2 separate regions of the Homo sapiens genome follow, and region 2 is linked to region 1. A link is an interaction called in ENCODE POLR2A ChIA-PET data of the cell type or tissue named here. Cell type or tissue: OCI-LY7. All regions are shown on one strand. Each heading gives the region's core, and the rest is flanking DNA. Links, peaks and the distances in the headings are about the cores only.

The links. Peaks named below come from ENCODE experiments on the same cell type or tissue, not always from the same donor. Only the 100,000 strongest peaks of a DNase experiment are listed, where the experiment ranks them.
Region 2: POLR2A ChIA-PET joins it to region 1 with 12 read pairs; 5 of 35 experiments call an interaction of 5 or more read pairs at or near these places.

The regions. Positions count from the first base shown.
Region 1 is chr6:53,184,429-53,200,378 of GRCh38, reverse strand. It overlaps the pseudogene SOD1P1. Among named protein-coding and RNA genes, the nearest start is that of GCM1, 44 kb to the right of the region's middle. In OCI-LY7, for the core only: no CTCF peak of the experiment used is centred there; no DNase peak of the experiment used is centred there.
Region 2 is chr6:53,254,588-53,270,537 of GRCh38, reverse strand. It overlaps ELOVL5 (ELOVL fatty acid elongase 5), which reads left to right. Exons shown (of 8, transcript NM_021814.5): 8 at 1,268-3,134. The coding sequence ends at 1,411. LOC124901332 (a long non-coding RNA gene) reads left to right here and starts at 7,735. Exons shown (of 4, transcript XR_007059612.1): 1 at 7,735-8,836. In OCI-LY7, for the core only: no CTCF peak of the experiment used is centred there; no DNase peak of the experiment used is centred there.

The DNA of each region.
Region 1 (15,950 bases), core at 2,593-10,592:
CTGCTGTTGGAGCAAGAAAGAAGCCATACACAGACATAAGTGAAGGCTGTGGCTGTGTTCTGATAAAACTTTATAGACACTGAAGTTTGAGTTCCATAAATTTTTCTTGTGTCACACACACAAAATATTCTGATTTTGTGTGATACATATACACCACGGAATATTACACAGCCATAAAAAGAATGAAACTGTGTCCTTTGCAGCAACGTGAATGTAGCTGGAGACCATTATCCTAAGCAAATTAATGCAGGAACAGAAAACCAAATACCACATGTTCTCACTTATAGGTACACATATTCAAAGATGGGAACAATAGACAATGGGGACTATTAGAAGAAAGGGGGAGGGAGGGGGGCATGGGGTGAATAACTACCTATTGGGTGCTATGCTCACTACCTGGGTGATGGGACCATTTGTATCCCAAACTTCAGCATCACGTGATATACCCACATAACAAACCTGCACATGTACACCCTGCACCTTAAATAAAAGCAGAAAATACATGTATTCTTATTTTGATTTTTTCCAACCCTTTACATATGTAATCATTTTTCTTAACTTGAAGGTTTACAGAATTGCCCAGGGAGCTATAGTTTGCAGACCTCTGACACGTCTCAAGTTTGACTAAGTAGTCGAAGACGCTAAACTGGCAGCACCCATCCAAGTACGTTTCTGCGGGGAGGGAATCCTACTCAGTGGACAAGAGTCTGTTGTGGAGATGGACACATTAATGCCAACATCTAATGCTTATTCAGGACCAACCATATGCCTAAGCTCCGCACTTTAACTTAGACTATCTCACGTCATCTTCAGAGGAGCTCCATGAAGTAGTTACCTCTGATTTCACCCCTTTACAGATGAAGCAATCGATCCATAAAGAAGTTAACTAGCTTGTCCAAGGTCACACAACTAGTTTGTGGTTGGGTGGGGATTTGAACTGAAAGAGTCTAATGTCGTGCTGAATGCCTTCCGTTAAACATTTAACTGTAGTCTCCCTCTCCCCTGCATTCTTACCCTCCAACCCACAGGCCTTCTCTCAGTTCCTCTCAAACTCTCACTTCCATCTGCCTCTGCTTCCGCACTGCCCAGTACTTTGAATGCTTCCTGCCACACCCATCAGACCTTTTTCTGGATCTTTTTGATTCTTCAGGTCTTAACTCAAATTTCACCTCCTTAAAGAAGCCTTCATTGATCACCCAATTGAAAGAAATAACACAGGTGCGCGCAAAACACACACAAGCATACACACAATTTCTCTGACTCTCTCCTCGTCCTATTCAACATTCTGTTTTTATAGAAGTCATGTCTATTTGAAAATTTGAAATAGTCTTATTTATTCATCTATTTTATTGTCTTCGGTTAGATTGCAAGTACTTGACTTTGTCCATCTTTTACCACATTATAATTAGTTTCTACAATGCCTGACACATTGTAGATGTTCAATATATTATTATTTTATTATTTTTTATTTTATTTTATTTTATTTTTTTGAGTCAGAGTCTCACTTTGTCGCCCAGGCTGGAGTGCAATGGTGTGATCTCCACTCACTGCAACCTCTGCCTCCCTGGTTCAAGCAATTCTCGTGCCTCAGACTCCCGAGTAGCTAGGATTATAGGGGTGCTCCACCACACCCAGTTAATTTTTGTATTTTTAGTAAAGATGGGGTTTCACTAAGTTGGCCAGGCTGGTCTTGAACTCCGTACCTCAGGTGATCCACCCACCTCAGCCTTCCAAAGTGCTGAGATTACAGACGTGAGCCACCATGCCTAGCCACATCATAGATGTTCAATACATTCTAACTCTGTGTTCTGATACTACATTTACTGAGGAGCTTTCAAACTCTATTTTAATTTCATCTATTGGGAGAGATTTGCAACTTATGAAAACTTTTGGTCCCTGTATAGGGTGGATTCTTGCAGGAGGCCAACAAATAATTATTCTGCTTAAGATGTGACTTCGAAGGCATTGACCGCAGCATGATATCTAATGATGCCTTAACCTGAGAGTTACGTTTTCCACTGGAAGTTCATAAATCAGCATTTCTGTTGCCCACTTATGAATTGTGGTTAGTCCTCATCTTCCCCAGAAAGTGTCCCTGGTCCTTGAAAATGAAAGATCATATCTGGCCATTAGGCACTTAGATGACAGATGTTTCTTCAAATAATTCCTTCCAGGATCACCCAGACATGACTGTGTTTGGCTAATTTAGGGAATGGTGCCCTTAACAATCTCTCATCTGCCTCCCCAGTCTCTCTTTTCCTCTTATCACAACCTTCCTACACTTCTCTCTCCTCCTCCCGTCTTCCAATGCAGACCTGTTCCAGGATGTCTCTCTCCTAGTTTTATTCCCTCTTACCCTATAAGATATACCTGCCATGCCTCTTATATCCCAGGGGCCTTACTTTTAAAGACCCTTCCCAGTGAACTCTCCTCGAATGTGAATAGGATCATAGATGATATGAATGTATGGAAGGTGTATGGCTTCCTTCCTTCCTGCCTGCCTTCCTTCCTTCCTTCCCTCCTTTCTTCCTTCCCTCCATCTCTGCTTCTTTCCCTCCTTCTTTCTTTCCTTCCTTCCTTTCTTCCTTCCTTCCCTTCCTTCCTTCCCTCCCTCCTTCCTTCCTTTAGTATCCCAGACTTCAGCATCACGTGATATACCCATGTAACAAACCTTCCTCCCTTCCTTTCTTCCATCCTTCCCTCGCTCCCTCTCTCCCTCCCTCATTCCTTCCCTCCTTCCCTTCTTTTCCTTCCTTCCTTCCTTCCTTCTCTTTCTCTCTTTCCCAAACTTTCTGTAAATTGCTTACATTATTTTATAATTTAAAGTTGATTTTTAGCCAGGTACGGTGGCTCACACCTGTAATCCTAGCACTTTGGGAGGCCAAGGTGGGCAAATCACTTGAGGTCAGGAGTTTGAAACCAGCCTGACCAACATGGTGAAACATTGTCTCTACTAAAAATACAAAAAAATTAGCCAGACGTGGTAGGGGGGGTGCCTGTAATCCCAGCTACTTGGGAAGCTGAGGCAGGAGAATGGCTTGAACCCAGGAGGCAGAGGTTGCAGTGAGCTGAGATCACACCACTGCACTCCAGCCTGGGCAACAGAGTGAAAGTCCATCTCTAAATAAATAAATAAATAAATAAAGTATTTTTTTTAAGTTAAGCCAAAATTCCGTCACAGCCTTCAGAGCCTGGACCAGAGCATACCCCACAAAAGCCATGACAACAAGGGCCGTGTGCATGTTGGAGGCCTAAGGCCTCGTGCTGGCACCATCCACTTTAAACAGAAGGAAAATGGGCGAGCTGTGGTATCGGGACGCATTATAGGATTGACTAAAGTTCAGCATAGATTCCACGTCCATCAGTTTGGAGCTAATAAACAAGGCTGATCTGCACTTTAATCCTCTAACCAAAAAACACGGTGGCCCAAAGGATCAAGAGAGGCATGTCGGAGACCTGGGCAATGTGATGGCTGGCAAAGATGGTGTGGCCAATGTGTCTACTGAAGATTCACTTTCAGAAGATCATTCCATCAGTGGCTGTACAAGGGTGATCCAGAAGAAACAGATGTCTTGGGCAAAGGTTGCAATGAAGAAAGCACAAAGACGAGAAACACTGGAAGTCATTTAGCTTGCGGTGCCATTGAGATTGCCCAATAAACATTCCCTAGAATGTGACCTGAGTGCCAATAACTCCACCATTACCCTGCTAGCTATGAAAATGTAACGTGAGGCTGGGTGCAGTGGCTCACGCCTGTAATCCCAGCACTTTGGGAGGCCAAGGTGCGCAGATAACGAGGTCAGGAGTTCAAGACCAGCCTGACCGAAATGGTGAAAAGCCATCTCTACTAAAAATACAAAAATTAGCCAGGCGTGGTGGCGTGAGCCTGTAATCCTAGCTACTCAGGAGGCTGAGGCAGGAGAATCGCTTGAACCCAGGAGGCAGAGGTTGCAGTGAGCCGAGATCGAGCCACTGCACTCCAGCCTGGGTGACAGAATGAGACTCCATATCAAAAAAAGAAAAAAAGAAAAAGAAAATGTAATGTGATAAATATTAAATACTGTACTTGTAACTGCCCAAGTGGTTCACCTTGCCTGCTGCCTAGACACAGCTGATTCATCAAGACAGAGGAATTGCAATAGACAAAGAGTAATTCAGGCCCGGCGCGATGGCTCACGCCTGTAATCCCAACACTTTGGGAGGCCGAGGCAGGCGGATCACTTCAGGTCACGAGTTCGAGACCAGCATGGCCAACATGGTGAAACCCCATCTCTACTAAAAATACGAAAATTAGCTGGGTGTGGTGGCGTGCAACTGTAATCCCAGCTACTGGGGAGGCTGAGGCAGGGGAATCGCTGGAACCCGGGAGGTGGAGGCTCCAGTGGGCCAAGATCGCACCACTGCACTCCAGCCTGGGCGACACAGTGAGACTCTGTCTCAAAAATTAAGAAAAAAAGGAAAATTTATATGACATCGTAAAATGAAAAGTATTTGCCACAAATAGAAAGTAACTTTAAAATAAATACCACAGAAATAAAACAGTATTCTTAAATCTAGTTTAATACCTTTGCCTGCTGAAGGGTGGGATCTTTTGTTAAAAGGATAATTAACAAGTGTTAGGGATCTTCTCCTAAATTTAATCAGAATGACTGGAGGAACACTGAGTCATTGTTACTTAGTACAATTATTGTCATACCTCTTTTAGGGTCTGTTTGCACTTTAATGAAGCAATTGGGTGCTTGGCTGAAGAGAAAAAACTCTCTCAAAGTTGTTTTTCAGGTGCTAGGGCTGGTGGGGGCAGGAAAGGTAAGGCGCGCATGCCTTAGGGTTAGGTCTGGGTGATCAGGTGGTGTTTTCCTGAAGATAATACATCCTACGGTATCCTAAAGTGTCTGGCCCCACAGGTAGAGATTCAGGTATGTGGGTGACAGACTACTCATTCCCAGGCCTGAACACAGCCCCATAGCTACTCATACAGATATTCAAGCAGGAAAAAGTATGCTTTCTCTTTCTTTTTTTCTTAATAGAGACAGGGTCTCCCTATGTTGCCCAGGCTGGTCTTGAACTCCTGGACTCGAGGGATCCTCCTGCTTCAGCCTTCCAAAGTGATAGGATTACAGGCGTGAGCTACCACGACTGGCCACCTCTCCCCTCCCCTCCCCTCCCCTCCCCTCCCCTCCCCTCCCCTCCTCTCCCCTCCCCTCCCCTCCTGTCCTCTCCGCTCCTCTCCTTTCCTTCCTACCTCCTGCATTTGTTTTCCTTTTCTCTTCTTTCTTTTCTTTTATTTTCCTTTCTTTCTTATATTCCTTCCTTGCTTCCTCCTTCTTTTCTTTCTTTTTTTTTTCCTTTCTTTCTTTTCTTTCTGGATCTCACATCTGTTTCCCAGGCTGGAGTGCCACAGCATGATCTCGGCTCACTTCAGCCTTGACCTCCTGGGCTCAGTGATTCTCCCACCTCTGTATCCCAAGTAGCTGGGACTACAGGCGTGCGCCACTGTGCCTAGCTAATTTCTTATATATTTAGTAGAGACAGGGTTTGCCATGTTGCTCAAGCTGTATTTTCTCTCTTTCTACTGGAAATATTTACTAGGGAAAGGCAGGAAAAAAGACTACAACAAAACTGACAGCAAATGAACTGCTGCAGAAGTGAACTGTCCAAACTGGCCTTGCAAGTTTTCCCCTTCTAATTTAGTCTTTGTTCCTTGCTACAGTTACTGTCACTAACTATAACCAAAGATCTATAGAAGATACATCTATTAATGTTAATTTAGTCTTTGCTCCATGCTACAGTTACTGTCACTAACTACAACCAAAGATCTAGAGAAGATACATCTATTAATATTAGTCTTTGCTCAATGTTACAGTTACTGTCACTAACTACAACCAAAGATCTAGAGAAGATACATCTATTAATGTTAATTTAGTCTTTGCTCAATGCTACAGTTCCTGTCCCTAACTACAACCAAAGATCTAGAGAAGATACATCTATTAATGTTAGTCTTTGCTCAATGTTACAGTTACTGTCACTAACTACAACCAAAGATCTAGAAAGGATACATCTATTAATGCTACAATGTAGTCAAAAGAGCTCTAGATTTGGAAGCAGGAAATCTGAAATCTGTTCCTCCTTTAGCATTTCTTAGCTGTTATGATTACCTTGAGCAATGTATCCCTTGCCTGATCTTTCTCATTTTCCATTAAATCTTCCATTTTCTACCCCTTAGGTGAACAGATTTGCCTTTGACGGCCCAGTGAGCTACTCTTTAAGATGAGAACAACAATATTTTATCCTGTCATGGAAGGCAGGGGACTGGACTAGTTAATTTCTTGTACCCATCAGTTCTGGGATCATAAAATCCTATGAATTAGAGAAAACCAACTGTATGCTGGTGCCAGACTCTTGAACATGAAGCAAGTATGCAACAGACCAATGTTTCAGCATGTGCCTGCCCACATGACAAACTGTTGTTTATAGAGCACCAACTATGCACACAATAATGATGATGACAAGTCATTTTTGAGTGTTTACTCCTCACAACAGCCCCATGAACTAGTTTGTATCATTATCCCCACTTAAAAAATATAGAAACGGAGGCACAGGGAAGCCAAGTCATTTGTCCACAGCACAAAATCAATAAGCAGCAGAGATGACTTTGAACAGAGACCATCTGTTGAAACTGACTGCAAAGAGGCACAGGGAATTTTGAGGGGTGATGGAAATGTTTTTTTATTATAAAATTAAATGTCAAAGGTGGAGAACTGTTTCCCAGAGAGCAGTTTCGAAACTATTTGTAGCTAAGTTTAATTTGTTATATTTTATTTTTATTATAAATTTTTTTTTTTTTGAGAGATGAGGCCTCACTGTGTTGCCCAGGCTGGAGTGCAGTGGCATGATCGTAGCTTACTGCGGCCTCAAACTCCTGGGCTCAAGCCATCCTCCCACCTCAGGCTCCCGAGTAGCTGGGACTACAGGTGTGTGCCACCATACCCAGTTGGAAATGGTCTATGTCTTGATGCAAATGCTCTATATCTGGGTGGTTATAAAACTATAGAACTGTACACCTAAAGAGGGTGAATTTCACTCTATGTAAGTTATATTTTAATAAACCTGACTTTTAGGACAAACGAAAAAACAGAACGAAGAGCAAACAGAATTTAGAACAAACAAACAAAAAAACCCAGAATGAAGCCAAGAGTTAAGGAAGAGAGCAAGGGAGGGAGGTTGGGAGGAAGGAAGGAGGGGAGGACTCTGCAGAGCAGGCTGGAAGCTAGGAAGAATGCCCTGTATGTGCTGACCAGGCAAGCACAGAAGTCGCCTGGAGAGCCACGCCTCTGCTATCTGTTTCCATTGCCTCAGGGAGAAAAACAAAAAGATAATAAATTCAGCTTCTCTTTTTCTTTTGTTGATGGCCTTCTCCTTTCACCTTTGTTTTGTGATTTCGCTTCAGAGGGCAGTCTCTCTTTTTCAACTCAGTTCCAGCTGCTGAAAGTGAAGGCCTAGACATTTGATCTCCTCTTGATTTGACCAGAACACCCTGTTCGAGAGACAGGACAAGCAGTAACACAGGGGTTTTGGCAAAGAATCGGACTGTATTGATCTAAGTAAATGAATGAATACATTAGTGTTTTTGCTGCCAGCAATCTGGTAAGAACTCTTAAACACATCCAGCAAGGGTTAAGTAGGAAACAATGGTGTTCCCTTGCCAACATCCACTGCAGTGTGTGGAGAATTATTTTCAAATTTCTATTTTGGATGCAGGCAGGAAAGGGGACAAGGTTTGAAAAATTATGCTCACTACTTGGGTGATGGGATCATCCGTATCCCAATCCTCAGCATCACACAATATACCCATGTAACAAATCTACATGTATCCCCTGTATCTAAAATAAGAGTTAAAAAAAAATTTAAATTCCGTTTTGGCAAATGCATTTCCTTTCCTATCTCACTAGACTGGAGCCTCTGACCCTCTCAGGACACCCCTCAGGCAGGGGAGTTTCCTCATCACAACCTGTTTGTTTCATCCTGAATTACAGCCCTAAATCCTTTGCTGAGTTGCCATTTTCATTAAATCAAAGTATACTTGTTAGAGACTTAAAGTTGATTAAATAGCAAAATAAACCACTTATCTTCCTATACATCTTCAACTCCCAGAGCTAGTTGTGACAAGGGTTTTGGTGGCCACCAAGAAACCACACTATAAGAATTTTAGAAGAGAGTTACTTTCATTTCATATTTAAATTATTATTATTATTATTTTTTTTTTTTTTTTTTTTTTTTTTTTTTTTTTTGAGACGGAGTTTCACTCTTGTTGCCCAGGCTGGAGTGCAGTGGCGCGATCTCGGCTCATTGCAACCTCCACCTCCCAGGTTCAACTGATTCTCCTACCTCAGCCTCCCAAGTAGCAGGGGTTATAGGCATGCGCCACCATGCCTGGCTAATTTTTTTTGTATTTTTAGTAGAGACAGGGTTTCACCATGTTAGTCAGGCTGGTCTCAAACTCCTAACATCAGGTGATCCACCCACCTCGACCTCCCAGAATCCTGGGATTACAGGCGTGAGCCACCGCGCCCAGCCAAATTGTTTATTTTTAAAAATGTTTGAATGTGTAATTCATTCCTATGTCTAAAAAAACTAAGAGAAAATTACAGAGTGAAGTTTCTTTCTACACTTGTCCCCCATCTACCCAGCATTCCCTTCCTAAAACAAGTTTCTTTTTTATTCTTCCAAGGATTTTAATGCATATGAATATCAATATTTATTTACCGAAGTATATACACCTAGAGGCCAGGTGCAGTGGCTCACGCCTGTAATCCCAGCACTTTGGGAGGCTGAGGGCAGGAGTTTGAGACCAGCCTGGCCAACATGGCAAAACCCCGTCTCTACTAAAAATACAAAAAAAAATTAGCTGGGCATGGTGGTGGCAGGCGCCTGTAATCCCAGCTACTCAGGAGGCTGAGGTGGGAGAATTGCTTGAACCCAGGAGGCAGAGGTTGCAGTGAGCTGAGATGGTGCCATTGCACTCCAGCCTGGCCGACGAGCGAAACTCCTTCTCAAAAAAAAAAAAGAAAAAGAAAGCTTTACCAGATTCTTTTCTCTCTCTTTCTCCCATTTTTTTAACTTTTATTTTAGGTTTATGGTACATGTGCAGGTTTGTTAAATAGGTAAATTGTGTGTCACAGGGGTTTGGTGTACAGAAAATTTTGTCCCCAGGCAATGAACATAGTACCCAATAGGTATTTTTTCTGATCCCCTCTCTGCTCCCACCTTCCACCCTCAAGTATGCCCTAGCGCACCTGTTGTTCACCTCCCAGTGTCCATGTATTCTTGTGCGTAGCTCCCACTTATAACTGAGAACATGCAGTATTTAATATTCTGTTCCTGCATTAGTTTGCTTAGGATAATGGCCCTGGCTCTATCCATGTTGCTGTGAAAGACATGATCTTGTTCTTTTTTATGGCTGCATAGTATTCCATGGTATATATGTAATCACATTTTCTATTTTTTTTTTTTTTTTTTTTGAGACAGAGTCTCGCTCTATTGCCCAGGCTGGAGTATAGTGGCACCATCTCGGCTCACTGCAACTTCTGCCTTCTGGGTTCAGATGATTCTTGTGCCTCAGCCTCCCTAGTAGCTGCAACTACAGGCATGTTCCACCATGCCTGGCTAATTTTTTTTTTTTGAGACATATTTCACTCTTGTCGCCCAGGCCTGGGCAACAGAGCGAGACTCTGTCTCCAAAAAAAAAAAAAAAAGATAGAAAATGTGGTTACATATATACCATGGAATACTATGCAGCCAATAAAAAAGAACAAGATTGGCTGGGCACGGTGACTCACGCCTGTAATCCCAGCACTTTGGGAGGCTGAGGCAGGTGGATCACGAGGTCAGGAGATAGAGACCATCCTGGCTAACACAGTGAAACCCCGTCTCTACTAAAAATACAAAAAAAAAAATTAGCCGGGCGTGGTGATGGGCGCCTGCAGTCCCAGCTACTCTGGAGGCTAAGGCAGGAGAATGGCGTGAACCTGGGAGGCAGAGCTTGCAGTGAGCCGAGATCGTGCCACTGCACTCCAGCCTGGGCAATGGAGCCAGACTCCATCTCAAAAAAAAAAAAAGAACAAGATCGTTATTTTAAGCAAACTAATACAGGAACAGAAAATTAAATACTGCATGTTCTCAGTTATAAGTCAGAGCTACACATCAAGAACACATGGACACTAGGTGGTGAACAACAGGCGCTGGGGTGTACTTGAGGGTGGAAGGTGGGTGTCCATCTACTAGAAATATATAAAATATAATAATATACAATGTTATCAGAAGGTGATTTCAAGGGATTGGGAAGGATCCTGTGTGGCTTTGGCCAATATTGGCCATTTTGACCATTATTGTAGTTTACGTTAAAAATAACTAACATTTTCACAGAGCCTTAGAGTCTTAGAGTTATTGCATACTTATGTTATTCCACCTACATTAGTGGTGGAATGAGGCAGGAATGTATTATCATTTTTATTTTACAGATGAAATGCAAGGAGATTAAGTGACTTGTCCAAGAGCTAAGTAGTAAATGGGGTTGCCAGGAGTTGAATTCCAGTTGCCTGACTTGATGTCTAGCATAAAGGCAGCCAAGCAACTATATGATTTAGCTATGTAATGTAACCCTTTAGAGCCCACACCTTGCAAGCTCTGTGCCATAGCTTTTAGATTAGTTGCTTAAAACTGAAGCCAAGCTTTTCAGTGGCAATGATTTAAGTTGCTAAATATAATCATGACTCTCAAGAAAGTTATATTTTAACTTTGTATGATCTAGTTTTGTGTTTTTTTGTTGTTTTTTTTTTTGAGACGGAGTCTCCCTCTGTCGCCCAGGCTGGAGTGCAGTGGCATGATCTCGGCTCACCGCAACTTCCGCCTCCTGGGTTCAAGCAATTCTCCTGCCTCAGCCTCTTGAGTAGCTGGGATTACCGGCATGTGCCACCACGCCCGGCTAATTTTTTTTGTATTTTTAGTAGAGACGAGGTTTCACCATATTGGTCAGGCTGGTCTCAAACTCCTGACCTTGTGATCCACCCAACTCGGCCCCCCAAAGTGCTGGGATTACAGGCATGAGCCACCACGCCTGGCCCTAGTTGTCTAAAACTTTGAACAGGTCTTTAAAAAATATATTCTGTTGATCTACTGTGGATCAATATAAAGACATTTGCTAAGGATCAGATCCCATGTAATATCTTACACATTGGGTATAGATTAGGCTGGAACCTAGTTCTTAGATTCCTACTCAGTTATTTCACTAAATGAATACTTACTTAATTATACTTAGTGAATATTTTACTTAATTATGCTTACTAGGCAGAATAGTAGGAGATGTAGCTCTAACCTCTAGTGACATATTTTAATAAACAGATCACAGCCTGGGTAACAAAAGCAAGACCCTGTCTCTACAAAAAATATAAAAAATTAGCCGGGTGTGGTGGTGCATGCCTGTGGTCCTACTTGGGACCCTACGGTCCCAAGAGATCTGGAAGGGTCTCTTGAGCCCAGGAGTTTTAGGCTGCAGTGAGCTACTGCACTCCAGCCTGGGTCACAGGTGAGATTCTGTCTCTAAAACAAAAACAAAAACAAAACCAGATCAGACATACCAGTATTATGGTTCTTGGTGCTTTTGGTGGAGCTTCACCTTGGTGGGAGGAGTTCTAGAGACATCTCTTCTGCAACTGATTCCTGAAAAGGGATGACAGTAGCCCTCCCGCTCCCTTATCCACAGGGGATAAGTTCAGAGCCTGAAACTGCCCATAGCACTGAACCTGATCGCCATCAAGCGGAACACAGTTCTGTTTATGACCTCCACCCACACATTTCAATGTTTTTTTTTTCCTTAACTAAGCACTTATCACACACTGTTGTGAGCTTTGCAGTTTGAGATGCAACAACGAAACTAGCATGAATTTCTTTTTCTTTCTTCACGATCTCAGGGATACAAGATTCCTTCTTACTGCAGATCTTAGCAACCTCAAAATACGATGGTTTCCTCTTCTTTTAAGCTGAGAACTTTCACCTTTTCATTCAGAGGAAGCACTTCCGGCTTCTCTTTAGCTTTTTTTTTTTTTTTTTTTTTTTTTTTGAGACAGAGTCTTGTTCTGTCACCCAGGCTGGAGTGCAGTGGCGCAATCTCAGCTCACTGCAACCTCTGCCTCCCGGGTTCAAGTGATTCTCCAGCCTCAGCCTCCCGAGTAGCTGGGATTACAGGCGCCTGCCACCACGCCCGGCTGATTTTTGTATTTTGAGTAGAGAAGGGGTTTCACCATGTTATCCAGGCTGGTCTCCAACTCCTGACCTCGTGATCAGCCCGCCTCAGCCTCCCAAAATGCTGGGATTACAGGCGTGAGTCATGGCGCCCGGCCGGCTTATTTTTTTATTTTTTTTAGACGGAGTCTCGCTTTGTCGCCTAGGCTGGAGTGCAGTGGCGCGATCTTGGCTCACTGCATCCTCCGCCTCTCGGGTTCAAGCGATTCTCCTGCCTGTAGCTGGGATTACAGAGTTCCAGGTTGGAAATCACTTAAATTCTTCTCCAAAATTTGTGTGTTTAACCATTTCAAGGATCCCTTCAAATGCAATTATCTTAGGCAGGTGGGGCAGTTCAGGCTTAATGGCCCTGACCCCACACCCTCCTATTCCATTGGGTTATTTAGGTGGTTGTCTCTTGTTTTTTCTTTTTCTTTTTTTCTTTTTGAGATGGGGTTTCACTCTTGTTGCCCAGGCTGGAGTGCAATGGCGTGATCTCGGCTCACTGCCACCTCCACCTCCCGGGTTCAAGTGATTCTCCTGCCTCTGCCTCCCAAGTAACTGGGATTACGGGCGTGAGCCACCACAACTGGCTAATATTTGTATTTTTAGCAGAGACGGGATTTCGCCATGTTGGCCAGGCTGGTCTTGAACTCTTGACCTCAGGTGATCTGTCTGCCTCGGCCTCCCAAAGTGCTGGGATTACAGGCGTGAGCCACCGCCCTCAGCCGCCTCTTGTTTTTTCTACCTGCGACAAGTAAACTTGGGAGGAATGAGGAAGAAATACAGGTGGAGGCTCTTGAGGCCCTGCGAAGTGTCCTGGCTATCCTTTTGTACATTGCATTGTTAGAGCAATGACAGCACTTAATCAGTTATCTGCAGCGTGTGATTTAAAAATGCATCATACCAATATTGCTATACCAGTAATGCTTCTTTTATTTAATGATTAACCAGCAGAGATGCTACAGTTTTTATATTGATTTTAAATGGGAAGTCATGGTGACACATAAAACTGTCCTTTTCAGGCCAGGTGTGGTGACTCACACCTGTAATCCCAGCACTCCAGGAGGCCAAGCGGGTGGATCTCCTGAGGTCAGGAGTTCAAGACCAGCCTGGCCAACATGGTGAAACCCTGACTCTACTAAAAATATGAAAATTAGCCAGGCATGGCGCTAGGCTTCTGTAATCCTAGATACTTGGGAGGCTGAGGCAGGAGAATTGCTTGAACCTGGGAGGTGGCGGTTGCAGTGAGCTGAGATCGCGCCACTGCATTCCAGCCTGGGCCACAGAGTGAGGCTCTGTCTCAAAAAAAAAAAAAAAGCAAAAAACAGAAAAACAAAAAAACTGTCTCCTTCCTCTCTTCCCATAAATCTTGGGGCAAATTAATTAAAGCCATATCTACAGATTGGTGGGATGAGTGTACCCTTTAGCACAGCCACTTTTCAGTTTGCCATGTGAACCAAAGGAAACCTTCTCCAAAGTTTCTGATGCAAATCTGAGGGCTTTCCAGGCACAGGAATGGGAGGAGCTTGGGTTTTAGGTTGACAGGCCCTGGGATGAGAAGGTAATAGCTTTTCTACTGGTTTTGTTCCGGTTTTCTATTCTAGGTAAAGATAATCTCTATTTGGACTATATAGCCTTTAGTTGTCCCAAAGACAAAGGCTAAATAGTCATTAGATTTTTTTTTTTTTTTTTGAGACAGTCTCACTCTGTTGCCCAGGCTGGAGGGCAGTGGCATGATCTTGGCTCACTGCAACCTCTGCCTCCCTGGTTCAAGCAATTCCCCTGCCTCAGCCTCTCAAGTAGCTGGGATTACAGGTGCCCGCCACCACGCCCAGTTAATTTTTTGTATTTTTAGTAGAGATGGGGTTTCACCATGTTGGCCAGACTGGTCTCGAACTCCTGACCTCAGGTGATCTGCCCACTTTGGCCTCCCAAAGTGCTGGGATTACAGGCGTGAGCCACCACGCCCGGCAATAGTCTTTAGATTTTTTAAAACAAAGGACGATTCTCTGAGATCAGCAGCCTCTAGCAGACTAGGGAATGTCATCTGTCCAAATTATTTAGATGACTTTTTTTGGTTTATTCTTTTCGCCTTCCTTCACTCTTAAAAAAAAAAAAAAAAAAAAAAACCATCACTTTTCCTGAACCTCCAATCAGACTTCATTAAGTTCTTGTTTTTTGTTGTTGTTGTTGTTAGAGTCTCGCTCTGTCACCCAGGCTCTATAGAGTGCAGTGGTGCGATCTCAGCTTATTGTAACCTCTGCCTCCCGGGTTCAAGCAATTCTCCTGTCTCAGCCTCCCAAGTAGCTGGGACTATAGACACCTGCCACCATGCCTGGCTAATTTTTGTATTTTTAGTAGAGACGGGGTTTCATCATATTGGTCAGGCTAGTCTCGAACTCCTGACCTAAGGTGATCCCACCTGCCTCAGCCTTCCAAAGTGCTGGGATTACAGCAGTGAGCCACCGCGCCAGGCCCATGAAGTTCATCTTGATTCTTTTTAACCACAACTCCATCAAGGATATATTTAAACCTGATAAAAGCAAGTGATTTGTTATATGTTTACTTCTTTATATATTTTTTAATGATTTCTACCTATTTTAATACTTTTAAACTTCTGTTATTTAAATGTGTGAATTATTTTAAGAACAAATGCATTTATAATTATGAGTAAGTGCCCACTTCTAACTTTTCCTTAGCGGTTATTTTGGGAAGTTCTGCCTTGATTTACAGAAATTTGGTGTGAAACGTCCGGGCGCGGTGGCTCACGCCTATAATCCCAGCACTTTGGGAGGCCGAGGCGGGCGGATCACGAGGTCAGGAGATCGAGACCATCCTGGCTAACATGGTGAAACCCTGTCTCTACTAAAAAATACAAAAAATTAGCTGGGCATGGTGGTGGGCACCTGTAGTCCCAGCTACTTGGGAGGTTGAGGCAGGAGAATGGTGTGAACCTGGGAGGTGGAGCTTGCAGTTAGCAGAGATTGTGTCACTGCACTCCAGCCTGGGCAACAGACGGAGACTCCATCTCAAAAAAAAAAAAAGAAAGAAATTTGGTGTGAATGAACTTGACTTTCCTTTGATTCTCACAAATACCAAAGTGGGACGCAGCCACATGGAGAGCCTGGAAACGACACTAGTTATGAGGTGAAAAAGAACACCTTGGTCCCCAATTTCACTTTTCAACTTAGTAACTTGTGATTTGTATAAGTTACTTAAACTTTTTAAAGGTTGCTGTCTTTATAGGTAAAATGGAGTAACACATAACTCTCAAGGTGGCTGAAAAATTAAGTAAAAACATGAAGGTGAAGTCGTTTAACAAGTAGATATTCAATTCATTCATTCCACAAATATTTATTGAATGCTTTTTAGTTCCAAGCACTTGGACCAAAATAATCAAAATGAACAAAATAGATAAAAACATGTTGCCTTGTAAAGATAATGCTCTATTAAACTGCATAATAAGTAAATATGCTGTATAATATATTGCAAGTTGATAGAGTGATGTCAGATGGTGGGTATGGCTGACGGGTCAGAAGGCTAGGGTAGGTCACACTGAAATGTGACATCTGAGTAGACTGTAAGGTGATGAAGAGGTGAGCCTAGCAGCTATCTAGGGAAAAGCATTCCAGGTAGATAGAACAGCCAGCACAAAGGTCTCCAGGTGGAGA
Region 2 (15,950 bases), core at 2,788-10,787, 70 kb before region 1:
CTCATCTATTTACTTAATGGGCATGTGGAGCCCTTGCTGGGTGACAGGCTCTGGCCTCTAATGGAGTCACTATGACAAGAGCAGCCCCTGCCTCTGGGGGGCTCACAGCTCACTGGAAGACACTAGAATCCTGTTCTAGAGCCTGGGTGAGGAAGTCTTGGGATTCCCCTGGGAAATGGAAAACTGTGCAGCAGGACCCTATGTTGCTTCCCTCTGACCTGCAGCAGAGACGTGAGAGGTGATTTCAATCAGAAATCTCTCAGTTCACTACCCTGAACGTCATGGCCAAATGAAATTTCAGAAGAGATTTTTATCACAGTCCTCAGATATGGAGATCTGCTTTTTTGTCCCAGCTTTCTTATACATTCAGTCTTCAGGTGTGAGGATTCGGTTCATTCCTAAGCATATGATGTGGTGATGTAGGTCTTTGCTCACAGAAAGATCCATTTAGGGCAGATAATTTCCAGTGGAGCCTGACCACGTTGCAGCCACTGCTGATTCTCCTGCCATGCGTCACCCCCCAGATGACATGTGTCCTGCCTTTGTTGCCAGTGCCTGGTAGCCATAAGGCCTGCTGATCTGGGCAAAACACGGAGGTCAGGAGCAAGGGCAGAGGCTGCAAGTCCCGAGGCTCAGACATTTGTCCTTTCTTCTTCTGTGCCCACAAGCACCTGTGTGTGGCATGTTGAGTTTCAGTGGAAGTCATATACTTCTGGGCTTCATAGTTTATGGCTGCACTGTGGGACATACACCAGCTACAAGGAAGGTGAAAGGATAGGACCCGATGAAGCTGAAATCACATTTATTCTAACTACTTATAGCAGCATAGCACTTTGTTCATGAAGGCTGAGATAGTCGCCGAGGCAGTGAGGAACTTTTGAAGACGAACAAGGGATGTGGGTGTCAAGAGAGCTGCTGCCAGGTGGGAAAGACCAATTTGGCCACATAACCCCTGTCATCTGCCATCCAGATACTAAAAGGCAAAGCAAAGTGTAAATTGAATTTTCTATGTGACATTTTAAATAGTATTTCTGTTGCAGCCTGTGATTCAGTTAACTTACCTCAGGCTAAGCCTCAAAAAAAAAAAGGAAGAATGATTGAAACCAGTGACAAAAGATTTAGTCAATGAGGACTTGACCTCAGGAGTTTCTCCTTGATAAGATTTGATCTTGAAACTAGGCCTAGTGTTAGGGATGCAATTCTCAGTAAAGTTCCCTATAAAGAAAACTGTGGTCATTTGGTTCTCATCTGCCCTTACACATTTTAGACCTACAACAAGAAAGGGGCCTCCCGAAGGAAAGACCACCTGAAGGACCACCAGAATGGGTCCATGGCTGCTGTGAATGGACACACCAACAGCTTTTCACCCCTGGAAAACAATGTGAAGCCAAGGAAGCTGCGGAAGGATTGAAGTCAAAGAATTGAAACCCTCCAAACCACGTCATCTGATTGTAAGCACAATATGAGTTGTGCCCCAATGCTCGTTAACAGCTGCTGTAACTAGTCTGGCCTACAATAGTGTGATTCATGTAGGACTTCTTTCATCAATTCAAAACCCCTAGAAAACGTATACAGATTATATAAGTAGGGATAAGATTTCTAACATTTCTGGGCTCTCTGACCCCTGCGCTAGACTGTGGAAAGGGAGTATTATTATAGTATACAACACTGCTGTTGCCTTATTAGTTATAACATGATAGGTGCTGAATTGTGATTCACAATTTAAAAACACTGTAATCCAAACTTTTTTTTTTAACTGTAGATCATGCATGTGATTGTAAATGTAAATTTGTACAATGTTGTTATGGTAGAGAAACACACATGCCTTAAAATTTAAAAAGCAGGGCCCAAAGCTTATTAGTTTAAATTAGGGTATGTTTCAAGTTTGTATTAATTTGTAATAGCTCTGTTTAGAAAAAATCAAAGACCATGATTTATGAAACTAATGTGACATAATTTCCAGTGACTTGTTGATGTGAAATCAGACACGGCACCTTCAGTTTTGTACTATTGGCTTTGAATCAAGCAGGCTCAAATCTAGTGGAACAGTCAGTTTAACTTTTTAACAGATCTTATTTTTTTATTTTGAGTGCCACTATTAATGTAAAAAGGGGGGGGCTCTACAGCAGTCGTGATGAAACTTAAATATATATTCTTTGTCCTCGAGATTTTAGGAAGGGTGTAGGGTGAGTAGGCCATTTTTAATTTCTGAAGTGCTAAGTGTTTTTATACAGCAAACAAAAAGTCAATTTTGCTTTCCACCAGTGCGAGAGAGGATGTATACTTTTCAAGAGAGATGATTGCCTATTTACCGTTTGACAGAGTCCCGTAGATGAGCAATGGGGAACTGGTTGCCAGGGTCTAAATTTGGATTGATTTATGCACTGTTATCTGTTTTGACACAGATTTCCTTGTAAAATGTGCCTAGTTTACCAAAATTAACAAAGGGGGGGAAAGGACCTTAGAACTTTTTAAGGTAAAATCAAATATAGCTACAGCATAAGAGAATCGAGAAATTTGATAGAGGTAACTTGTTTAATGTAAATCTAATAGTACTTGTAATTTCTTTCTGCTTAGAATCTAAAGATGTGTTTAGAACCTCTTGTTTAAAAATAATAGACTGCTTATCATAAAATCACATCTCACACATTTGAGGCAGTGGTCAAACAGGTAAAGCCTATGATGTGTGTCATTTTAAAGTGTCGGAATTTAGCCTCTGAATACCTTCTCCATTGGGGGAAAGATATTCTTGGAACCACTCATGACATATCTTAGAAGGTCATTGACAATGTATAAACTAATTGTTGGTTTGATATTTATGTAAATATCAGTTTACCATGCTTTAATTTTGCACATTCGTACTATAGGGAGCCTATTGGTTCTCTATTAGTCTTGTGGGTTTTCTGTTTGAAAAGGAGTCATGGCATCTGTTTACATTTACCTTATCAAACCTAGAATGTGTATATTTATAAATGTATGTCTTCATTGCTAGGTACTAATTTGCAGATGTCTTTACATATTTCAATACAGAAACTATAACATTCAATAGTGTGCTGTCAAAGTGTGCTTAGCTCACCTGGATATACCTACATTGTTAAATGTCTAAACAGTAATCATTAAAACATTTTTGATTACCTGTGCCTGCATTTTACATTTTTTGTGCTGGCAATTCTGAAGAACTGGAGAAAAATCCACTTAATTCACTGTCTAGGAACTTACACAAATGGATATAAATAATTCAGTTAGGAAGGCCATATTATTGCTTAGTTCTCAATGAGGAAGGACCCTGCATAATAAGGCATAGTGGTGGTTCCACCCTAATGCTGTCCCCTCTGCCTCCTCCAGGTAATCCCACTAAAGGTTCCAGCTCTAAATATGCTCCTTTGTCCTTCCTCCCCATTGGCCCCAATCTCTCCCCTTACCCTGAGAATGTTAGAATTACTTTCCTAGGTCTAGACCATAGGTCTTCTGCAAAATTTTTTTCTGGAAAGAACCAGTTGGAAAATATTTCAGGCTTTGCAGGACATACAGTCCCTGTTGCAGCCACTTGACTGTGCCATCGTGGAGCACAAAAACAGCCATAGACAATATGTAAATGAATGGGCATGGCTGTGTTCTAATAAAACTTTATTTACAGGCTTGGAAAACATAGCAAGACCTCATCTCTACATAAAATTTTTAAAAATTAACTGGGCATGGTGGTACATACCAGCAGTCCCAGCTACTCAGGAGGATGAGGCCAAAGATCGCCTGAACCCATGAGTTCGAAGTTACGGTGAGCTAGGGTCATGTGACTGCACTCCAGCCTGGGCAACAGAGTGAGACCCCATCTCTTTAAAAAAAAAAATTACAAAACAGAAGGCCTGTGCCTATAGTTTGCTGACCTCTACTCTAGAGTAATGAGGTCCCCTCCCCTTGGACCTAAAGCTCAATCATTTTATTTGCCAAAGATCATTTTATGTCCCAGATTGTGGCCCTTCCCAGCGTACCCTACTTATTTTGAATTTACAGGTACATTCACGTCTACAACAGGAGAGATGACATGGATGGTCCATCTTCCTTCCATCTACTTCATACCATATGGTCCCCAGTATAGGCTCTTAGGTACTAAACTAGAAAGCACCTAAGAGCCAAGACTAAGCCTATACCGTTTTAAATGAGTGCTCATGAAAGTCATGTTAGTTGCTGAAATTACCTGCGGATGTGACTGCAGAATTGTCAGAACTCCAGAGAAATGTCACCTAAAACTGCATTTAGTACTTGGGATATTATCCAGAAGGTGTAAGAGGATTGTTGGGGAGTTGATGGGAATAAATTATATCCCTGTCTTTCCCCTCTAAGTTCAGAACAAATTGAAAAAATACTGGAAATTAGACCAGTAGGAATCAAAATAGCATGTGTCTTACTAAGAAGGCTGGATTGGTGAAACTAAGACCACAGTGTGGCTCTCTAATTAACCCTTGCTAATAACTCTATTAACCTAACTTACCAGGGCTCAGTAGCACACCAGTGGTTGCTCTGAGGGTTGGTCTGGTGATAAAGTGATTATTAAAATATATTAAATATCAGTCCTGGAATTTACCTACCTTAAATTGTAAACTCCCCTTGTGGCAGATTCTACACTGATGACCTTACCATGCCAAGAAAGTGTGCTTAGCTGCACCTCCCAAGCAGCAATCAAAGTCTTCCCTCCTCCCGTCAGAGAAGTGAGTGGATAAGAGGCGAGAGAGAGGGCAGATGTGTTCTGCTGTCCTTTTTCTTGTATGGAAAAGGGAGGATTCCCATTTCTCCCTCTATTTTTGGCAGCCTTGCTAATCATGTGAAGGGCATTGTAGACTAATATGAGAAGTACAACTTGGAGACCACATTGGCTGGGTTGAAATCCTACCTGTATGACCTTTTGGCAAGAAAACTTTGCCTTAGTTTTCTCTTCTGCCAAATAGGAGTAATGTTAGTTTCTATGTTACAGGGTCCTTGTAAGGATTAAATAGATGACTAATGATACTGTATATATAAAGCCTTTGGAACCCCATCTAGCTCAGAGTAAAGTGTAAGTGATAACTTCAGGATTGTAATCTCAACTCACCCCACTGGTCTCTTTCAGCTGTAAGCTATTGTTTCACTGTTATTTCCCTGGTTGGCTGCTCTAGTAATCCTATCCAAAAAAAGGGAAGGAAGTTATTTCGTGTGACATTTTCTTTGTTAAATCAGTGTTGAAAAGAAATCAGCAATTGTTAGGAGTCAAATGTTCACCGTCTATATTATTCCTGATTTTGCCAGAGTTTTACATTAAGTTCACCATTCTGGAGTTTTTAGAATCTACTTTGGAAAATAGGGCAGTGATTATCAGTATCTGGACTTCGTTCATTGTTTCCCTGGAGTTCTGACAACAATTCTGCAGTCATATCCACAGGTTGTTTCAGCGACTGACATGTCTTTCATGAGAACTCGTTTAAAACAGGTGTTTCCTGCTATCCCCTTATCACTCTTGGACTTCAAATCCTAACCAGGTTTTTCTTTACACTCTTTAATTTGGAAATGATTGTCCTCAGTGGAGCAGATGGAGCCAAATAGTGGTTGCTGTCAGTTTTTTGCTCTGCTCTTCAGCATTGCTTCATTGGCCATTAGTTCTTACTCCAGGCATAGATTTAAAACCTGCTTTTGTTATCCTTGACATTTTTGTAGTCCTTATCTTCTCTCTTTCTTCGGTATGTTTATGGCTCATGAAAAGAAAGTTCCTGGGCCAGTTTTTGCTATAGCTTGCAGAGGATGTCTGGATTCGACTCTTGATCAGATCAAGGAAGACTTCTGGGGTGGAAATTGTAGGAACAAGCAGTGCAGGATCCAGTGAATGGCTAATGTAGTGGTGACAGAGACCCAGTTGTAATGCTTCCCTTTCTCACATAATCAGGACTCTCCTGAACAGTACCTACCACCCTGTCTGTTGCCCCATTTATGTTACTCTGTTGGCCAGGCCTTTGCAGAATGTGACCTTGTTCACTGGGAGAGTGCTTGGTACAGAGGACTGAGCTAGGTGTATTGAGCAAACAGGGATCTGTGAGAAAACAACCGGCCCTCGCAGGAGCCTCTACTGAATTGGGATCAAACATACACACATGTGCCTTCTGTGTAAAATGGTTGTGGTGACTGCCGTAAACTGGTATAAACCAGCTACCATGAGAGTCCAGGGAGGGAGAACCCTTCTAGCAAGGGTGGGTAAGAAAAGCACTGTAAAGGAGTTGGCTTTTAATCTGAGCATTCAGAGACCATCTGGGTTTCAGTAGTTGGAGCCTGAAGGTGCTGGGAAGACAGCATTCCACATACAGGAACCAGTATGAGCAAATGCATAGAAGGCCCAGAGGGAGATGACACACTGCACTCGAGTGGATCTGTGGGTGAAACTGCTTGTTTTAAAAATGAGGTCAAGTGGGAAGAGAGTGGAATTTGTCTGGGTGTTCTCCTTGATGAAATGTGTAGAATGTTGTTCAGAGCTCCCAGAGGAAGTAGTGATTATGTGTAAAGGAACCATTCTGAGCAGAGCCTCCTGTCACTGGCCTGTGCCCTAGCCGTCCTGCTCCCATCACCAGCAGTGCCAGGGAGGAGCCAGAACATGATGATAACGAGAACCAGGACTCACATTAGTCTCAGTTATAAGCTGATGGAGTCTTCTGTCAGATAGGGCAGGTTCAAAGGGTACCTCAGACCTTTGCCAGAAAATTGCTCCTCACCAAAGAGATGGCATTTGAAATCTGAAAACGGGACCCCTGATGGGATGAGTCGGGATTGAAATCCCACATTGGCTCATAAACAAATATTTCTTAAATGATTGTGTCCACACATTCCTACTGGTGTTCTTTGTTCAAATAATGGGCATAGATGCAGGTTTCCCTTGGATGAATTTGACAATGTTTTAACCAAGCTACCACTTTTCAGCAAATTGTGTGCTTTCCCCTTGACAATGTTCCCAGTGAAACAGGTGCCTGTTTGTAGGAAAGCATCAGCACCAGGTTCCAACAACCTTGTGCCCTTCCCTGCTCCCCTTTTTTTTTTTTTTTTAAGATGGAGTCTCACTCTGTCACCCAGGTTGGAGTACAGTGGCCCAATCTCGGCTCACTGCAAGCTCCACCTCCCGGGTTCACGCTATTCTGCCTCAGCCTCCCGAGTAGCTGGGACTACAGGCACCTGCCACCACGCCCAGCTAATTTTTTTTTTTTTTTTTTGTATTTTTAGTAGACACAGGGTTTCACCATGTTTGCCAGGATGGTCTCAATCTCCTGACCTCGTGATCCGCCCGCTTCGGCCTCCCAAAGTGCTGGGATTACAGGTGTGAGCCACTGCTCCCAGCACCCTGCTCCCTTATTAATTGCTGTGGCTCTCAGTCCTCCAGGAAGGCTACATGGTTAGGGGTTGACCAAGTCCCAACTGCCTGCTGCCTGTGCCATTCCTGCAGAGCTCCAGCCCTCTAGGAGTACTGGGTTAAGTGTATTTTAAAACCAAGGCCAGGGCTGGGTGTGGTGGCTCATGCCTGTAATCCCAACAGTTTGGGAGGCCGAGGCAGGTGGATCACTTGAGGTCACGAGTTCGAAACCAGACTGGCCAACATGGTGAAACCCCGTCTCTACTAAAAATACAAAAAATTAGCTGGGTATGGTGGTGCACACCTGTAATCCCAGCTACTCGGGAGGCTGAAGCAGGAGAATCACTTGAACCCAGGAAGAGGAGGTTGCAGTGAACTGAAATCACGCCACTGCACTCCAGCCTGCCTGAGCGACAGAGCAAGACTCTGTCTCAAAAAAACAACAACAAGGCCAAATGTCACCCCATGATCTTAACAAGGGAACAGTCAGAATCCAAATCCTAAGCACACAAAGCTACTTTCTTAAGGGCAATGGGAGAGGGAAATTGTGATGGCCCCAAGCTAGAACCTAAATTACACCTTTACTTTAGAACTGAGTATAGAAGGATACATATCCTAGGGCACAGATGGGACACCTCTGTCGATGCTAGAAGAATTCTATGTGTGTTTGGAGGTGGCATAGCATACCTGTTAGAAAGGCTTTGCTATTTACTACTGTGGGACCACAAGCAAGTTATCTCTTTTCTGAACCTCAGTTTCCTCAACTATAAAAAAGAGATACGGATGCTTAGCTAATATTGCTGGAATTGAATGCAGAAATGAAAGAAAGCTTTTAGCACAGGGCTTTACCCTAACAGGCACTTACTGTTAAGAGTGGTTTATTACCAGGTAGGTAACTAAGCAAGGAAGATGTGTGTTAATCAATTTGGCATGAGATTTAAAATTTTATTACCCAACACATTATTTTCACTAAAGTATCCTTGGTTAAAACTCAGTTAATACTAGCATTTAATAAGATAACTCAAATTTCTCCAAAAAAATGGACAAATTGGATGTCTTCAATTCACTTGACTTACAAAATGGTTTTAATATGAGAATTGTCTAGTCATAAGTTGTCACTCAAGAACAAAAATTATCTGTTCTGGCACTAACTGGCATGTGATTCTGGTGAGGCACATCATGACTCTGGGTCTCCTCTACAAGGAGGGGGTTGTGGGAGTGCCCTGGTTCCTTCCATCTTGAACATTCGTGATTCCAAAGTAGCACTCCAGCATAGCCCTGATTTACTTCTAGTTCCTTTCCTTTTCAGGACATTGACATAAAGTAGAACTTGCTTCCAATACGTCTTAAAGGTTAAATGTTACACACAGCGTACAGTCAATGCAAGGAGGCCTGCACACAGGGAACTTCTGTCTAGGACTGCGGCCGGTAAGACCTTCCTGTGTGGACCACAGCACTGCTCAGGAAAGCTGCCTGCAGGTGAATAAGTGAATGTGAAATTAAGCGAGACTCTCTGCAACCGTATTCACTATATCACACTTTCATTTGGCCTCTTTTGCATTATTTCCTAATGTTTGGAGAATACATTTGAGAAAGAATGTTACATATTTTTTTACAACTCATTTTACATTTACCTCAATTGGGGAAAAAATTGATGGGAGGTGATTTAAATGTGTTTCTTTATGGAATGAGATCAAGGGATTAAACAGCCTCCCAAGTGTCCACACTGGCCCAGGATCCAAGTGAGAATAGACTGTGTCCCAGGACCTGTGGTGGGACTTGAAGTTTCTGAAGAAGTTGAGGTAGGAATAGAGTAGATGAAAGTATAAAATTTGGATAGAAGGAAAAAAATGAAAGGTTGATGAAATAACTGTACCAGAGAAGGAGTACTTTTCTAGAGATAGCAGTTTTTCTCATGATCTGAATTAAATAGCATGGTGTTCTCAGTGACCTTCCAAATTACTGAGACTCACTAGCAGGCTCACCAGGGATTCACTGCTGGCTCAGAAGGTGTTCTAGAAAGCAGTTTCCAGAAGGTGTTTTAGAAAGAAGTCAGATGCAGAGCACCTCTCAAGCATGAGACGCCAAGGTACCTTCCTCCCAGTGTCTAGGTATTGGCAGCTCTCTTCCCCGTTTTGCAGATGAGAAAGTTGAAATCCAGAGAGGATAAATGACCTGCCCAAGGTAAGTTTGACACCAGAGTTCAAATGGGCTTTCCTGGTCCAAAGCTGATGCCAGGCATTGGAGCTCACTAGGCAGGGAGACAGTACAGAAAGCGCTCCCTCAGACCCACCCCTCTAGACACAATTACAGCTACAGGGACTCACATTGTCCTGGCTAACCAGGACAATGTGACATTTCTAACCAGGACAATAGTCTGTCTATGGTGACATCAATGTGATTGTAAATTATTTATAAAGTCCACATTATCTAGTGAGGATGTTCCGCTCACGGATTAGCGAAGAGACATAGGGAAAATCCTTCAAATACTATTTCATTCATTCTGTGATGCCATTGAGCAAAAGAAACTGCCAAGTCATAAAAGTAATTACCGAGTAATACCTATAAATCTAATAAACTTGGCCAGGCACAGTGGCTCACACCTGTAATCCCAGCACTTTGGGAGGCCAGGGCAGGTGAATCACCTGAGGTCAGGAGTTCAAGACCAGCCTGACCAACGTGGTGAAACCCCACCTCTACTAAAAATACAAAAATTAGCTGGGCGTGGTGACAGGAGCCTGTAATCCCAGCTACTTGGGAGGCTGATGCAAGAGAATTGCTTGAACCTGGGAGGCAGAGGTTGCAATGAGCCGAGATGGCGCCACCGCCCTCCGGCCTGGGTGACAAAGTGAGACGTCATCTAAAAAAAAAAATAAACTTTTTTTGAGATAACACATTACATGTTTGTAATTCTGTATTTAAAAACTGAGTAGTATCATGTTTATACAACTATGTAGCACTTTTTAAATAATAAGAGTGAAGCTTCTGAGATTAAGCTCCTGCCAGACATTAAAGACAGTTCAAAATCATTTTGGCCATGGTTAGGTCTACAGAATCTCAGAAGCATGCTGCTCTCCCCAACCCTTGCTTGCAATCCTGCAGCATTCACCGAGGGCCTTCGCAGCTCCAGGCATCTTGCCAGTGCTGGGGAAACAACAAATGAAAAGATAACCTCATTTTGGGTGAAGGACAAAGACAATTACAAATTATAGGAAGTATGCTGACGGCAACAATCAGAATTCTGATGTGAGAATAATCTCTTAGGTACTTGTAAAGATAATTTGGAGGCACGTCAAAAGATACTGGAGTTTTACCTATGTGGTTAAATGGGTAGTTCCTATTGTCTCAACCAAATAAGATATTCCTGGAAGTTTCACATCTCTAAAAAATTATCTGGAAGCTTCTGATTATCTGAAGCTTCTGTTCTCCACCTAAATGATAGTCCGCCATTCATGAGTCAGGCCTACGCTTGGCCCTAACAATTCTGTGAGCACTCAGAGACTTAGCAATTCCCACTGCCTTCAGCTGCATTGTTCCTGTGTGATGGGCAACTGATGACTTTTCAGTTTAGTCCTGAATCGCAGTGTGATCTCTTTGAGAGTTACAAGGATCCAAATGTGAGTGAAATGCACAGAATGGTAGTACATGCCAACGGTAACTGAGGACAGATGGATCAATGGATGATTTTCATGCGTGACAATGGCAGATGCACAATGACAGGTATGGACAAGTACCTCATTGTCCTGCCTGGCAGCTGGCGAAGTTCCTTTATAAGGATAAGACAAATCTCCATTCAGAAAGTCTAAAAGTGGGGCTGTGTGTTATAATCTCACTTCATCCTGGAAGATAGAGTGTATATTCTAAACAACCCACTTGATTCCAAGACACTTGAGGGCAGGAATTGTCTCATTTGTCTCTGCATCCCTGTAGTGTGCCCAGCACTGAATACATAGCAGATGTTCAATAAATGTTTTGATGAATGAATGGAAGTATTTGGGAAATATTAGTGTGGTGCATAACGGGGAAAACAAGCTTTCCAGCTGTATCAGTCCATTTGCACACTGCTGTAAAGATACTACGCAAGACTGGGTAATTTATAAACAAAAGAGGTTTAATTGACTCACAGTTCTGCATGGCTGTGGAGGCCTCAGGAAGCTTACAATCATGGCAGAAGGGGAAGTAGGCATGTCTTAACATGGCAGCAGACGAGAGCGTGTGAAGGAAGTGAAGGGGGAAGGGCCTCTTATGAAACCTTATCAGATCTCGTGAGAAGTTACTATCATGAGAACAGCATGGAGGAAACCAACCCCATGATCCAATCGCCTCCCACCAGGTCCCACCCTCAACACATGGGGGATTATGGGGATTACAATTCAAGATGAGATTCTGGTGGGAACACAGAGCCAAACCATATCACCAGCCAATTAGATCAGAGATGAAATCCTGCCATCACTCAATAACCATGTGCCCTTGTTAAGTTACCTAACCTCCTAAACCTCAGCATGGTTCTAGGATTCAAGAAAATAGATACAGACCATATGGTCTCCAGGGGGGTCTCTTAGAATTATGATCCCCACGCAACAGTTAATGGTCACATGAGGCCATAAAAACCTGCTGGTGGCACAGTGGGAATAACATTCTGTTAAAAATCCCATCAGCTTCTAGTGGACCCAGAGTGCCAGAACAGCTCATCTGAATCATGAAACCTCCAGGAGGGTGGGTCTTGCAGCCACAGGGACCTTATCACAGGACCCACAGCTTCTCCCCAGAATCCCTAATTAAATGCTTCCAGTTCCCTGGCAATCTAAGGTTGTAGCTCCTGGGATCAGGGACTGCAAAAGTCTAATGAATCAGCTCTTCAGATGGAGCAGGACCAAGGCCCCCTTGAGGTCACTAGCTTGCCTGTGTCTGGGAGCCACCTCTAGGCACTTGCTTCACGGAGAATAAAATCCTATGCCTTTCCATGGCCTACAGGCTCCTGGAGCTGGCCCTGACCCCTCTCACATGTCCCATCCTCTTCCTTGCTCACCACATTCAGCTGCCCTCACCTCTTGCCTGGTTCTCTAGAGGAGCCACTTCCATCTCAAGGCCTTTGTTCTCACCTCCAGATGTTTATTTGCATGGCTTGTCCCTGCACTTAAATGCCACCTTCCCAGAGAGGCCTCCCCAACTACCAGATCTAAAATATCATTCCTCACATCCCTCCCCACACACACCTCTCTTTGACTTGGCTTTATTTTTCTCTGTAATATTTCCATTGTGTTGTATCTATATTGAAATCAAGGGCTTTTTCTTTTGCCTGCCACATAGGAGAGTCTCAAATATTAGAATAAATGAATTTGTGAATGAATGAACATGAGATGATTAACGTTGATGTTGCCCAAACCCTCCCTTGTGGGAGCTGTAACCTTATCTCACATATGAAGGGCACTGTGTTTTTAATAGCCCTGAGGTTGTCAGTAGGACATCTTAATCATCTCAGAAAAGTGGACCCAGACATATTTCGGAACAGAGCATATGATGGTGAACCATCAAATCCCACCAATGTTAAGAATTAATGAGCTTTCTGTTCTCCTATGAAGTTAATGTATAAATTTGCTGCTCTGTACCTTTCACATTTAGAACTGAAGACAAAAATAATTGTGAAGGTGAAGGATGGCATTGGAAACTATTTTTAGAACCCTGCAACAACTGAGATTTTTTTTAAAGGCACTCAGTCTAACCTTATTTGATTTTATGACCTCTCTTAACTGTTCCTCAGATTATAGCTTGGGACTAACAATCACCACAGTTTTTCTAGTTGTTATTAGAACTAACAAACAGCTCCTAATAAGAAGAGAATGGAGAGATAGTAGCTCAGTCCAGTGAAGAAATGAAAGAAATCCATAAGTCACAATACTGGGAATAATCCCTAAGCTTATTACCCTCCCCACGAGGTCAACACTAGCCGGGTTGTGGGGATGTACCCACAGGTAACACAGTGCAATGATTTGCCAAAGAGCTTTATGGGCATGACTCCAGATACTGTGATAAGGATCCCTCATCGACTGCCCTGAGAAATAAGTTTTCAGGCACTGAGCAGAGACAGAAAACATCCATCAGCAGCTGGTGAGACCTGGGAGGTAGGTTCCAAGGTGATGAGTAGGGCAAAAACAAAGAATTGCAGCTGAAGGCAGTGGCAGGATGGAAAGCTGGGGCTACAGGGATGATAGTGCAAGAGCCAAGTTAGCGGAAATAGAACTAAGAGTACGGGGGAGCAAATGACCTTTACAGAAGAGACATTTGAAATCAGTGGCCTTGTTCTTTTCCCTTCTCCAACAGACAAAAATCAAACTAATGTCTATTAACTATCTCTGTTTTTTACCCAGTTTTTATTTTTCTCCAAGCAAGATCTAGACAAATCACTGAGTGGAAACAACACTAAGTTTTTATAAGACCAAGGATGGTCATTGCAGGGTGGTTCTTTGGTTGTTTTTTTTTTCTTTGTTTTGTTTGTTGGTTTTTTGTTTTGAGATGGAGTCTTGCTCTGTGGCCCAGGCTGGAGTGCAGTAGTACAATCTCAGCTCACTGCAACCTCTGTCTCCCAGGTTCAAGTGATTCTCCTGCCTCAGCCTCCCGAGTAGCTGGAATTACAGGCGTGTGCCACCATGCCTGGCTAATTTTTGTATTTTTAGTAGAGATGGGGTTTCACCATGTTGGCCAGGCCAGTCTCAAGCTCCCAACCTCAAGTGATCTGCCCATCTCAAGCCTCCCAAAGTGCTGGGATTACAGGTGTGAGCCACCGTACCCAGCCTGTAGTGTTATTTATAATAATAAAAAAATGGGTAATAATCTCAAAGTACCAATAGGTTATGTGCAGTAGGTGTATCATTCATAGGTTAGACAGTATGCTCTGATCAAACATATTTTGGAAAAAATTTAACAATGTTAGAAAATGGTCATGGAAGTATCATTAAATAAAAAAGTAAGTTATCAACCATTTTATAGCACATTTCTTCCAATCTGTTAAACTACATTTACATGTGTATGAAAAAGATTGGAGGAATACGTATCAACATGTCAATAGCAATTATATCTGGGTGGGTGAATTATAGGTGATTTTTATTTTTCCCTTTGTGGCTTTCTAACTTTTTTAAAGTTACTGCAATAAACATTTATTGTTTGTATAATGGGGAGGTCATTAAATTTTTTTGAAAGAATCAGCCCATCACCTAGTGATTCAATCTATTTGAAATAAACACTTTTTTAAATAAAAAAATGAGAGCAAAGCTCTTTCTACTGTAGATACTGCTCTTGGTTTCTATAGAAAAAGAACATTTTGATTTTAGAGGGAGGCATGAAGCCGTGCAATCTTGCTCAAATCATTAAATATTTTTCAAACAAATTAACAACCCCTAGTGTGTTAGAAAAGACAAATAAGAGGTCCAAATTTATGCTCTGCCACTTACTACTCTGGAAACCTGAGGCAAGTCAGTTCTCTCAGTCACTTCCCCTATCTGTAAGATGGAGAGCATGGTCACTCTTCTGTTTAGCTAAAAGATTATTATTAGGTCTGGGCACAGTGGCTCATGCCTGTAATCCCAGCACTTTGGGAGGCCGAAGTAGGTGGATTACTTGAGGTCAGGAATTTTAGACCAGCCTGGGCAACGTGGCGAAACCCTGTCTCTACAAAAAAACACAAAAATTAGCCAGGTGTGATAGCACTTGCCTGTGGTCCCAGGTACTTGGGAGGCTGAGGTGGGAGGATCACCTGAGCCTGAGAGGCGGAGGTTGCAGTGAGCCAAGATCCACCACTGCACTTCCAGCCTGGACTACAGAGTGAGAACCTGTCTCAAAAAAAAAAAAAAAAAAAAGATTTTTATTAGGTATGAAAAATCCCACATTGCATGAAAAGTAAGGTAGAGAAACTCTCCCATAGAAATACAGTCAAGACTCTTCTGTTGACATAGAATATATTTTAATAGAAGGCCAGAGAGGAGGCTGGTTCAGAAAGATAAATCCCTGCAAAGAGTGAATTGCCAGAGATGAGCACTGAGTCACCCATGATCAACTGAGGCAAAAGGCAGAGGAGGCAGGAAACATTAGATGGGAGCCCACTGAGGTCTGCAGCAGGGATGCAAGTTCAGCCTTTTCCAAAACAGTGTGGGCTTTATAGCTAACTGTTTTGACTACTCTGCCATCTGGCAGTATCAGTTCCCAGGCAGCCTGGTTCCCAATGAATTCCCTTCCATGAGAGCTTCTTAGCCATCTCACCACAGAGAATGGGAGAATTGGATTTCATTTCTACTCAGCAAACACTCTCACTCTCAGGGTCACAGGTAGGCAAACTAGCCAAGCTGCCAGCACTTGGCCAGCACTGTCAAATTTCCCTTTTTCATTATTTTCTCATCTTCACCTAATCTATACTATATGCAGTCTAGCAGTCACTTACCTTCTAGTAAGAATTTGAGTACCTAAGTCTTTTCTCCCAGTAACATTTTAAGCTCATTTATTAAGGTTTTGTGAAATGGTGTTAGGAAAACTGAAGAAAGTGTGAATGGGGTGGAGGGAGAGAAGGGAGGTCAGGTGGAGTTAGAGGGGATATCACTCTTTT